Regions from separate parts of the Homo sapiens genome. Here region 2 is linked to region 1. Evidence: chromatin loops called from intact Hi-C (ENCODE). Cell type or tissue: PC-9. All regions are shown on one strand.

Region 1 (5,000 bases):
ATTTCAGAGACTTAGTGGGATTACTTTAAGTGTTTGCTTATATTAAAATAAGGGAAAACCGAATAGAAAAGATGTTTTTAAAGGGTTGTAATATGGCTTTAGGACTGGTGAAAGAGCCAGAACGATGATTTGGAAGCTGAAAATAGCTCTATGTTTTATGCAATCAAGTAAAACTCTGTACCTTGGCATTCCCCGCACCAGATTAGTGAGGAATTGGAAGTGATTCCACCCCCAACATGCCATTATGGATGACACGCTGGGCTATGACAAACTGCTGGCTTAGTGGAGCATGTGCTGCTGGGAGTATAACCCTGAGGTACAGGGTGGATTAGAGTTGAGTGATCTCAACTCATATTCATTTCCTCTGAAAGGAAAACTGACCAGTCCTCTCTGTTCTAATGAGCATGTTTACAGCATGGCTTCTCAAAGTGGGGCCAGTCGCTTCAGGGGCAGAAGTGCACCATATTTCTGTTTGGTGCCAGCTTTACCTGCGTAGCCTTCACAGCACCTCATCCTGGTCCTTAAGAATTGCAGATTAAGACCACAGAACAGAGGGAGATGGATATTTCTTTTACACTCTTACAGGTTTTTTTTTCCTTAGTTTGTTTTTGATGTGTTGTTTTGCAAAACGCTGTGAAATAAGTGAGGACATAAGATGATTACTGAACTATTTCTGTTGAGCAAGTGGGTAAACCTCTCCTGGTAGAAGAATCAGAACCTCATCAGCCCAAGAGGCTGAGTCATCTTTGTGACTGAGAGGTTCATGCTTCACCTTAAGTCCTTGGTACCTAAAATGGGACTGTATGATGTGCCCTGTGAAATCAATAAAACTGTCAGGTTATAATTAACGTGTGGTGCTACTCTAATTAAACAGAATTGATGGGAAATATCTGGGAGTCTAGTAGCAATGGAACAATGATGTTTGCATTTAAATGATCTTAAGTACTCCTTAGACTTAATGCCCTATTAAGGGGACCGGGAGAATGTCACATCTCACTTAGCTGTATTGTGTTAGACAGTGGCCGCTGGCCGGGAAGGACCAGAGTGCATTAAGCTTGCGTTGTGGTGTCTGCCTTTGCAGACAGAAGATTTGGGAATGTATATTCTTTTCTTTTTTCTTTTTTTTTTTCTTCAAAGGAAATTAAATCACAGCCCTGACAGGAGAGGGTAAAATCTCTGAGAAGACCTCCCCAGTGCTTGGAATTTACAGACTCTACCACGTCCCAGTTTGCTATTGTCCTAAGGCAACACACTCCCCTGCCGCTCTCAGGCGTCTTTGGCGGCTGGCCAGCCTCCCAGGGCCTCTGGCTTTGATGTGTGGTGCAGGCTGTCCTCAGGCCAGGCTGTTGTTGCCGTGGCCTGGACTTCGCTCACACTGGATGCCAGGAGGGATGTCCTGTCTGCAATATACATTTCGACAGCCTGACAGTCCTAGTGATCGTCCTGCGGCAGGGGGAGCCTGCCTTTGTCTCAGCCACAAGTGGCTGTCCCCAGTCGCTTAGCTTTGCTGTGCTCTCTTTTGGTGTCTGCGGAAGACGAGTTTGCACCCAGCTTGTTGTCCGGGGGAGGGCCTCTCTGCCTGGGGAAGACAGCAGCTCTGCCAGGGCGCTGTCAATCTGAGGAGCCTCCTTGGCAGGGCTCTGGGGAACCGACCCGGCGAGTTGAACAGCTTCCTCTGGGGACATTGCATCGACCTTCATTTGATTTAAGCCTGGCAGCCTGGTTAGTGAGGACATCAATTCTGGCTCGGGAAATCTTCCTTAACTGAACCTTTGTTTCCACCATGGTCCCAGGCTTGTAGTTAGAAGTCTGTGCTGTTGCAAATTTAACTCTGTAACTTCTGGTAATATCCATGTGTAATTCTAAAAGCAGGTGACACAGAAACACAGATGATTATAGTGATAGGTACCAAGGAGAAAAAAATGGGACTACGCCTAATAATTAGTCAAAAGACATACGTATATATACACACACACACTTTGAAGAGAGAAAGAGAGAGAGGGAGGGAGAGAGAACTTATTGTTGATTAATTGTTTTCAGAAGAGCCACTTCAATTCCAATAAGAATCACCTCAGAGAACTGAAAGTAAACCATATCTGCTTCTAGTGTCTATGACACACCTTGCACTGTGCCTTAATAGGATTACTAATATTTCCCACAGAGGAGGAAGTCTTGCTTCTATTCTTGCAAAACCCCTCCCCCAAATCTGTCTCTTCACCAACAGTTATTTGTTTGTATTAAGTTTCATGATGTCCCAAGATTTTTGTTTGTTTTTGCTGTTTTCTTAATGTAAATGTTTTCATAATGAGAACACGTTACATTTTTGACAACCTAGCATGAAAAATCTTACCAGCTCTTTTCTGCAGTAGATGCAGCGTGCAGCCTGCAAAGACCCCATGTCCAGGTTAGGCCAGGTCACCTGAACAGGACCAGGATAGAAAGGGGAAGAGATTTGTAGAAGACACACTTCGTGGTCTCACTAGGGTGTGCCTGTTTGCATTTTGTTTATTGTTTTTGCAACCATTCATATGTGTTTATTGTTTTTGTAACCATTCATAAGTAGCAGTAATTTAGCATTCTCATATTAATATTTTTTTTCTTGTCACTAGTGAGTGTTTGCATGTGTGTGTGCATTGGATTGACGGGAGGGAAGGTGACTCTGTTGGTACATCCTGAATACTAGGATCTTGTTCGGCCCAATCGCAGTGTTACAGGTATCTTGTTAACATTCAAGCCTTGATGCTTTGAAATAGCAGTTTTGCCGTAATTCATTGCCTAAATTCTGACTTCCTTACTAAGAACAGGAAGCATAGTGAAGTTTGGTAGGAGAGAAACATACCTCGGACAGTAACTGTGGCTAAACCATAGTCATGGCATTTAACATTAATGTGAAACATAAGATTTGTAAGTCTTCCAAGTACCATTTCTTAATGCTTACAATAAGATGACGAATTTCATAGTTCCCAAGATGAAAAGATGGAAATAGAACTCAGTGAGATTACTGACCTGACTTAGGAGAGCTAAAATATTAGGTTTCTCTTTCAAATACTTCCTTCTTGCAGCTTGCAAGTATGCTCATCCCTCTGCAATTCTCTTCATTAAAAAAAAAAAGTTTAGAGATTGAATGTTTATGTTTGTATTGACCTGTGGAATCCTCAGTTGCTTTTCTGTTGAATCCATTGTGCAATACCCAACGTATTGTGGGTTGGTAGGAAAAACTCTTTTAAGATTAAAAAAAACACATAAGGTATAATTCATTAATAATTTCATTCTGTTTCTGGATATGTTTTCTTCCCATTGTCAGCCAGTGTGGGAGGAAAGAGAAGAATGGAAGAATATTGCTGGAGTTGAGGGTGTTGTGTGGGTATGTGCCATCCGAAAGTATGTTACAGGAGAAAAAAATTCTTTTTATAATAAAAGTAAAATTCAAGTACTCGAAGTAACAGAAGATTATTAAATCTATTGTAGTGAAAAGTTATGATTCTAATGCTCTGAAAGTCTTAATCATTAAAGACATATGTTAACCAAAGGCATACATATGCATAAATATATGTACAAAAATGGTAATTTTGTGCTCCCAGGCTCAAACCTAAAATGTCATTCATAACACTATTGCTGCTGCCAATGGAGAAAATTTGCATAAGACTAAGGCAAAACTACCCATTCTTTCCTGTCCTGGAATAGAATTATAATTTCCAAACCGACAAATTTTAAACAAGGCCAGAGTTTCCTTTCACCTGGTTCAAAGTGAATTCTGATTAAAAGCTTCCAATGATAATATCTATAACCACAAAGCAGGCTCACCGTAGCTTTCTCTTGTGGGAACTCTAGGCTCTCCCTTCTAGAATTGCCCTTAGTGGTGGCCTGCTCTTTCTTTCTCTACATCCACCCCTTCCCTTAACTTGGGGCTGCACACGTCCAGCTTGCTCTATGAAGCCATTTGCGACCACTCTAGTCCCCACAGAACTCTTCCTGTTCTCAACTCCTATTATCCTTAGAGTCTTTTTCACACATTTAGCTTTTATTTTTTTAAAACATACTTTTTTTCTGTATTAGCTCAGTCACCTGTTATGTACTTTATTATAACAACTGGCACAGGTAACTAGTAAGTGTTCTTAATTGGTTGATTGTGATTTCTGGTGTCTGGCTATTAGGAAACTATTGTTACAGACTACAGTCTTGCTTCTCAAAGTGTAGACCAGCGAACTTATCACCTGGGAACTTTGGGGTTCCACGTAGACTTTCGGAATCAGAACCCATATTTTTAACAAGCTCCCCTGGTGACTCATCTACATGTGAAAATATTATAAAGCACTGCTGAGGAAGGTCCCTCTCTTGGGAAAGGGTAGAGGCCCTATAGACATTCAGCTTTCCCTTCGTGCAAGTGTTTTCCTGTTGTGATTTAGGTATCTGATCGTAGCAGACAACAGCTTGCTCTTACTGTAACTACGATGTTGTCAGTTTCATCTTTACACAGAATGAATCATGTTTAAATGTGGCCAGGGGGCTCTGTCTGAGGTCACCAGGACTGTATTTGTATTCTGATTCAAGACAACCACCAGATCCTAATCACTAATATCTCTTTAAATGGCCTTTAAAAAAAAATCTTATACTAAGAAGCAGAAAGTACGATTTCCTTTTCCTTAGTTACTTTTTTTTTTTCACTTAAAGTGCTTACACCCACTCAGCTTGCTATTTTGAACTCTGGGAAAGAAAATTTGTGGGCATCTTGCAGTCTTTCAGGAAACAAGGCTTAAATTAAATATTTGCCACATTTTCTACGTGGTTCTTCAGGAAAGTGGAGAAGCACATCACTCCTTCTTTCACTCGACTTGACAAACTTGACACATAGTGTGACTTTCAAAGTGCGGATGGCAAACAGTTTCAGTTCTTATTTGCCTATCTACACACAGACGTTCAGGTCTTTTTTTTCTTCCCATTTTTTCTTTTTGTCCTTCTCTTCCCTTTCAGTACAGAGTCTAGAATTCTTCATGTACCAT
Region 2 (5,000 bases), 150 kb after region 1:
GAAGTTCGATGATAGGTCCTGGGGGTTGTATTATGAGGCACTGAATACTTGAGGGTATAGTACATAGCCTATTTTACTCTTTTGCTTATTCTAAGTGTATCAAGGATACAACAGAGACAGCTGTCTATAACTTCAAAGTGTACCAAAATTCTGTTTTCCAAGGTATTGAATCTAATTGTGTTTGTTTCTAAAATAAAAATGGATCCCAGTCAAGGAATCCTATTAAATAGCTCCACAACCTCTGGCACCCTTGATCTGTAAGATGCATGCATAGGGCAAAATGATCTCTAATATCCCCTGTGACTTACATTCTGTGACTCTAAAATAATGCTAGGGCCAATGTTATGTATTTCTTTTTATAGGCATTCTCTTTGTCTGGGGAGAGCAAGACCATATGCCAGAAGCATTGTGTAAGTCAGGTCAATTAAGAAGGATTGCTCCTTCGGCCTTGGGTTTGCTTCAGCAAATCTTTAGAGCTGGCTTTTTATTTATAACTCTGTAGAGGACCAAAACAACTCTGCATCTGACTAGGGTGTGGAGGAGCAAAACATAGCTCTATGCATTCCCAAATCATGAATTTTTCTCCTTGACGTACGTGCCATCACAGACAGTGCAGCTGCATGTCATAGATTTTTAAGGCTTGATTACAAACAACCTCCGACAGACTTCCCTGGGAGGATGATGAGGAAGTTGTCCCCGGCACGCAGCTGATCCTTCTCCTCCTTGGAACTGAGGCTACAGCGTTGAAGGGCAAAGATGAGCACCAGTCCTGGCACCTAGGGAAGAATGGGATGAGTTTAGGGTTGGGGTAAAAATCTAGAGCATTCATAATCAATTCTCTCATATATTGGGTTTGATGTATTTTTTTCCTAGCGGTCCTTAACATTCCTCATTTCTACCTGTCAAGAAATGCTAGAACTTGGGGCTGGATTTTCTGCAGCATTCAGGCCATCATTATATTCTGTTCATTTGGTTGCTTGAATTTGGACTGTCCCCCAGTCTCATGCTCCAATGCCCTCAGGTTTTGTCCTTTGATTTCCAGGACCTTAGACAGTGGTCTCTATGCTTACTGGTTCAGATTGAATTAGGGTCTTATAATCTACCCTCCAATCTCCCCACACCCACCCCAAATTTCACTCATAAAGTCAGTTAATAACCCCCAGGACTAGAACAAGTGCTCCTCGTAAATGGTCCCATGGTAACCTGTGCTTGTGCCTTTTGAAATACTTCTTGTGTGTGTCAATGTCTTCCTTTACAGAAAAAACTTCTTGAAGACAGGAACTGAAACTGATTCTAATTGTATCCCTAGTGTCCAGCACATATTAGAGACAAAATATATTTGCAGAATGACTGAATGACTAAATCTCCTGTCAGATACCAGACACGAAAACATGAGCTAATCACCTGATCATTTGGTCCATAGTGATTCCTACCCTGGTCCAGCTTTTGGGTCACGGTGAACAAAGCTACCATCATCCTTGATGCTCGTGAAAGAAACCTCAGCGTAATCATGATTCTTTGCTCTGCTTTGTATACACACTTCATGCAGCTGGTTTTTCCTCTTGAACTTCTTGCATATTATGTGAAGACAAGCACTTGTATTTTTAGAATGTCTGTACCATTCATTTAGACCCTTTCCTCAAGTGGAAATATGGCACTGAATGACTCAGTTGCAATTAGTCCCCTGAAACAAAGACTTTTACCTATTTCATAGAAGAATATTTTTCTGTCCTTTATAGTAGGGTAACCATATCATTTATATTCCAAACCAGAATTGCTTTGAGAGTGAATGAGGCCACTATTAATAATTGTACAGGTCAACTAGGGGTAAATTTGGACTCTACAGGGCACAGTGGGACATATGGTTGCCTTATTTATAGATGAAGATGCTGCTGAGCTAGCACCACCAAGCGTGTGATGTGTACATGATGAACCAGTTACACCTCATTACCAGGGTATCTCTGTCACTGGTATGACAGATGTGGACAAGGTTGATTTGTGCCCAGCTCTTAATTTATGGAAGTGAATGAGTAATGACAAGAGAGGCCAGTGCCATTGAAAGAAGGTTTTTATTACCTACAGTTTCCAAGAAAAGGGGGCCACCACATCACAGAAGGCCACGTGGGGAGGCACCAGGTTTGGTCAGGAGGCAGAAGGAGGTGCAAGGGGAGACCATGGCCAGAGCCCTCATTGTGTTTTTCATAGGAGAGGAAAGGGAGGGTAGGGAAACAGCTTAGGGTGGCTCAGTTTGAATAAAGTCAGTGAGCTCTGGTCTAGTGGGGTGGTTTCTAGTTTGGTACCTGGCCCTAGGGCAGGGGACTATTGACTGGGTTTGTGGGAGTTAGTTCAATGAGGTGGTTCGAGGTACTAGTTTTGGGATGGATCGGAGGGTTGTTAATGCAATTTTATGGGCCAGTGCAAGTGGATCACAGGGAAGATGCAAACAACTGTGGCTGTTCATTTGTCCCTGTGATTAATGGATGCCAAATGCAGAATCTAAGAGATGCAGAACAAAGGTAGTTGTTGAAAGGTAGGGTGCACTTCTGGGAATAGAACATAGATGGCCTCGGAGAGACCCACTGGCTGGGTGGAGATTAAACCAGCAAACTTCACATCATTAGCTTGAAGCTCTGATCCATACTTACCCAGCCTGTTCTCAGCTTAGGGAATAACAACTTCTAGAGTTCTTGGGACCCAGAAGAAAAAGGCAGTACTCAGGGTAGGTTGAAGATGCATCTTGGAAATCAATGGTTTGGAGAAGGCTCCTGTCCAGGTTTTGCATGAAGATGTAAAAAATAAATACTTCTTAGTATATTTTAAAGAATGCTGTGGATGATTGGCTTTATTTTAGGAATTATGTGAATGTGAAGTTCTTCTCTTAGTTTTATGTCAGGGAGGTGTTTACCATGGTGAATAGATAACCCAAACTTGTGCTTTCCAAGGATGGGGTAAGGAAACAGTGAGTCCAGCAGGAGTGCAATGAAGGTACAGCACCACATGCCCTCATCAGAGCCTGACAAAAAGGCCGTGGCAACATTCATATCCTTATTTTATAGCTAAGGAGACTGAGAGGGGTTAAGTGAGGAGTCCAAAAGGCTGCAGCTTTTCAGAGGCAGCATTTATCACAGAACGAGGTCTGTCTGACTCCTCACTCAGGGTCCTGGCAGTCTGACTTCTCTAGACTCAGCTGTGAGTTTCCATGTGAAAGAAAAGTAGCAGTTCTTTCCACTGAGCCAGCTCTTGCCTGGTTTAAGGGCCTGGTTTAAAACCTGCAGACAGTCTCCTAGGAATGGAAGGCCCTTCCTTCTCTGGTTCTAGCAGCGGGCGGGCTTTTGCTTATCTCCCAGCATGTTGCCGTTTATGGATTTGGGCAAAATAACAGAATTGCACAGCTTTGGAGTGTCAGACTTCTTTTTTTCCTTTTTCTTCCACACTGAGCTTCCTGTTTCTATGGCAATGAATAGGATGTTTTGCACCAAGAAACACTTTAAATGCCACTGGGGGAAGGTAAGAGCCACGCATAGCTCTCTACAGAGCAGGAAGGTGAAATGAGATGCAAAGAAGAACTGAGTGAAACAAGGAGAGAAAGGATTCAGAAAAGCTGGGAGCGAGGTGAGAGGCAGGAGGAAGGAGGTTAAGAAGCATCTGTTTGGAAGGAGAAATAAAATAGAGATAGCAACATGGCAGAGAACTGGAGCCTTCAGAGTGGCAGCCTCAGGTTCCGGTGTATCTTCCAGCACTTAGAAGGAACACAACTTCCTGAGAGCCACAGGAGTGGAGGGACAAGTAGTCTTCTGGAAGCAGGCTTGCAGGAATGCTGGAGGCACTCCCACACACTCGCACTACATAGGACCCAATTGATGGTGTCTTCCAGTGTAACCTCTAAGATAGGGAGGCTCAAATATCCCCCGTGAATACTTACCATGCTCATCTAGGCTGGCACAAGGCCCCTGAAGTCAGCTCTTCCACCTACCTGGTCAGAACTAGGGTTTTCGATCTGTGACCGATGCCTGTGGGCTGACTCAGGAGGGCAGTGATGGCTTCCTTGCCTTTACCACCTTCTCTATTTGGGTGGGATCATCCACGCATGCTCCCAAGGAGGCAGATAATTTATAATAATGAGGGATGTGAAAGGACACTTTGAAAATTAAAGTGGCGACTTGGAAAACATTCTTTCTCTCTTTCCCCTGTCCACCTTTCTCCAACCACACACAAAATTATATGACCTAATCAGCATGCTGGAAAGAAAGGCCACAGAACAATTAAAAATGGAACCTAGTAGAGCCTAAGTGCATACTAACTACTTCTCACTTTTGATTTTGCTAATTCGAATTCCTCCGCCACAGCCACGCCAAATCCAATCAAGCTCTGTCTAGCTTGAAGTTCCTGTTCTATAAGGTTTTAAGATCCATAAACTGCAATTAAAGGCACAGTAGTAGGAAGAGTCAATCAAAGGGGAGCCTCAAAATAGCTGGTCCCCCTGGAAAGCCAAGGCAGATATATTTGTCCAGCTGCTTGTGGGAGAAGGCCCGAGGCCTCTCACTCACTCGCCAGAGGCCCGTAAAAGGCTCACCTACAGCTGCTTGTGAAATTGGTTCCTTGTAAGTGAAAGTCGACCAAGAGTCCTATGAGCCAGTGGCAGCTGGACAGAGAGGACCTGGGTGCCAAACGGGGCAGGAAATGGCCAGGGGCCAGGGTAAACAACCTGGGGCAGGAGCTGAGGGGAGCATCTGTCCCAGGATAGCTCAGAGAAGTGCTGCTTTCCAAGGGTTTGGCCAGGGCGACTTGATTTATTTTCAGCAAAATCTGGGTATGCCCTAATTTACTATGGGAGCCTCGAATTTGCATGTCTGCTTTAAGAGACCCTAACAAGCACGCATAATAAAATGTTAATTTATGCCTTCTGCTAGGATTGGAATTGAGTGTGGCTTGACGCAACTGCAAAACAGAACAAATCTGGAAACTCTGGCAGGCAGAAGAGGAGAGTGGAGGGAGCACGT

What was found. A loop is a pair of places that touch in the nucleus more often than their neighbours do. Peaks named below come from ENCODE experiments on the same cell type or tissue, not always from the same donor. Only the 100,000 strongest peaks of a DNase experiment are listed, where the experiment ranks them.
Region 2: a loop joins it to region 1, with 8 times the contacts of the local background. A loop is called at or near these places in 7 of 110 quality-filtered maps.

What each region holds. Positions count from the first base shown.
Region 1 is chr6:142,842,405-142,847,404 of GRCh38, reverse strand. The region is part of intron 1 of HIVEP2 (HIVEP zinc finger 2); the gene reads left to right. Among named protein-coding and RNA genes, the nearest start is that of HIVEP2, 100 kb to the left of the region's middle. RefSeq lists enhancers at 617-666, 723-1,416, 3,910-4,199. In PC-9, no CTCF peak of the experiment used is centred here; DNase peaks (open chromatin) are centred at 284, 1,314, 2,174, 4,484 and 2 weaker places; H3K4me3 peaks cover 3,447 bases; H3K27ac peaks cover 4,765 bases.
Region 2 is chr6:142,696,520-142,701,519 of GRCh38, reverse strand. No RefSeq gene overlaps it. Among named protein-coding and RNA genes, the nearest start is that of HIVEP2, 250 kb to the left of the region's middle. In PC-9, a CTCF peak has its summit at 2,560; a DNase peak (open chromatin) is centred at 4,569.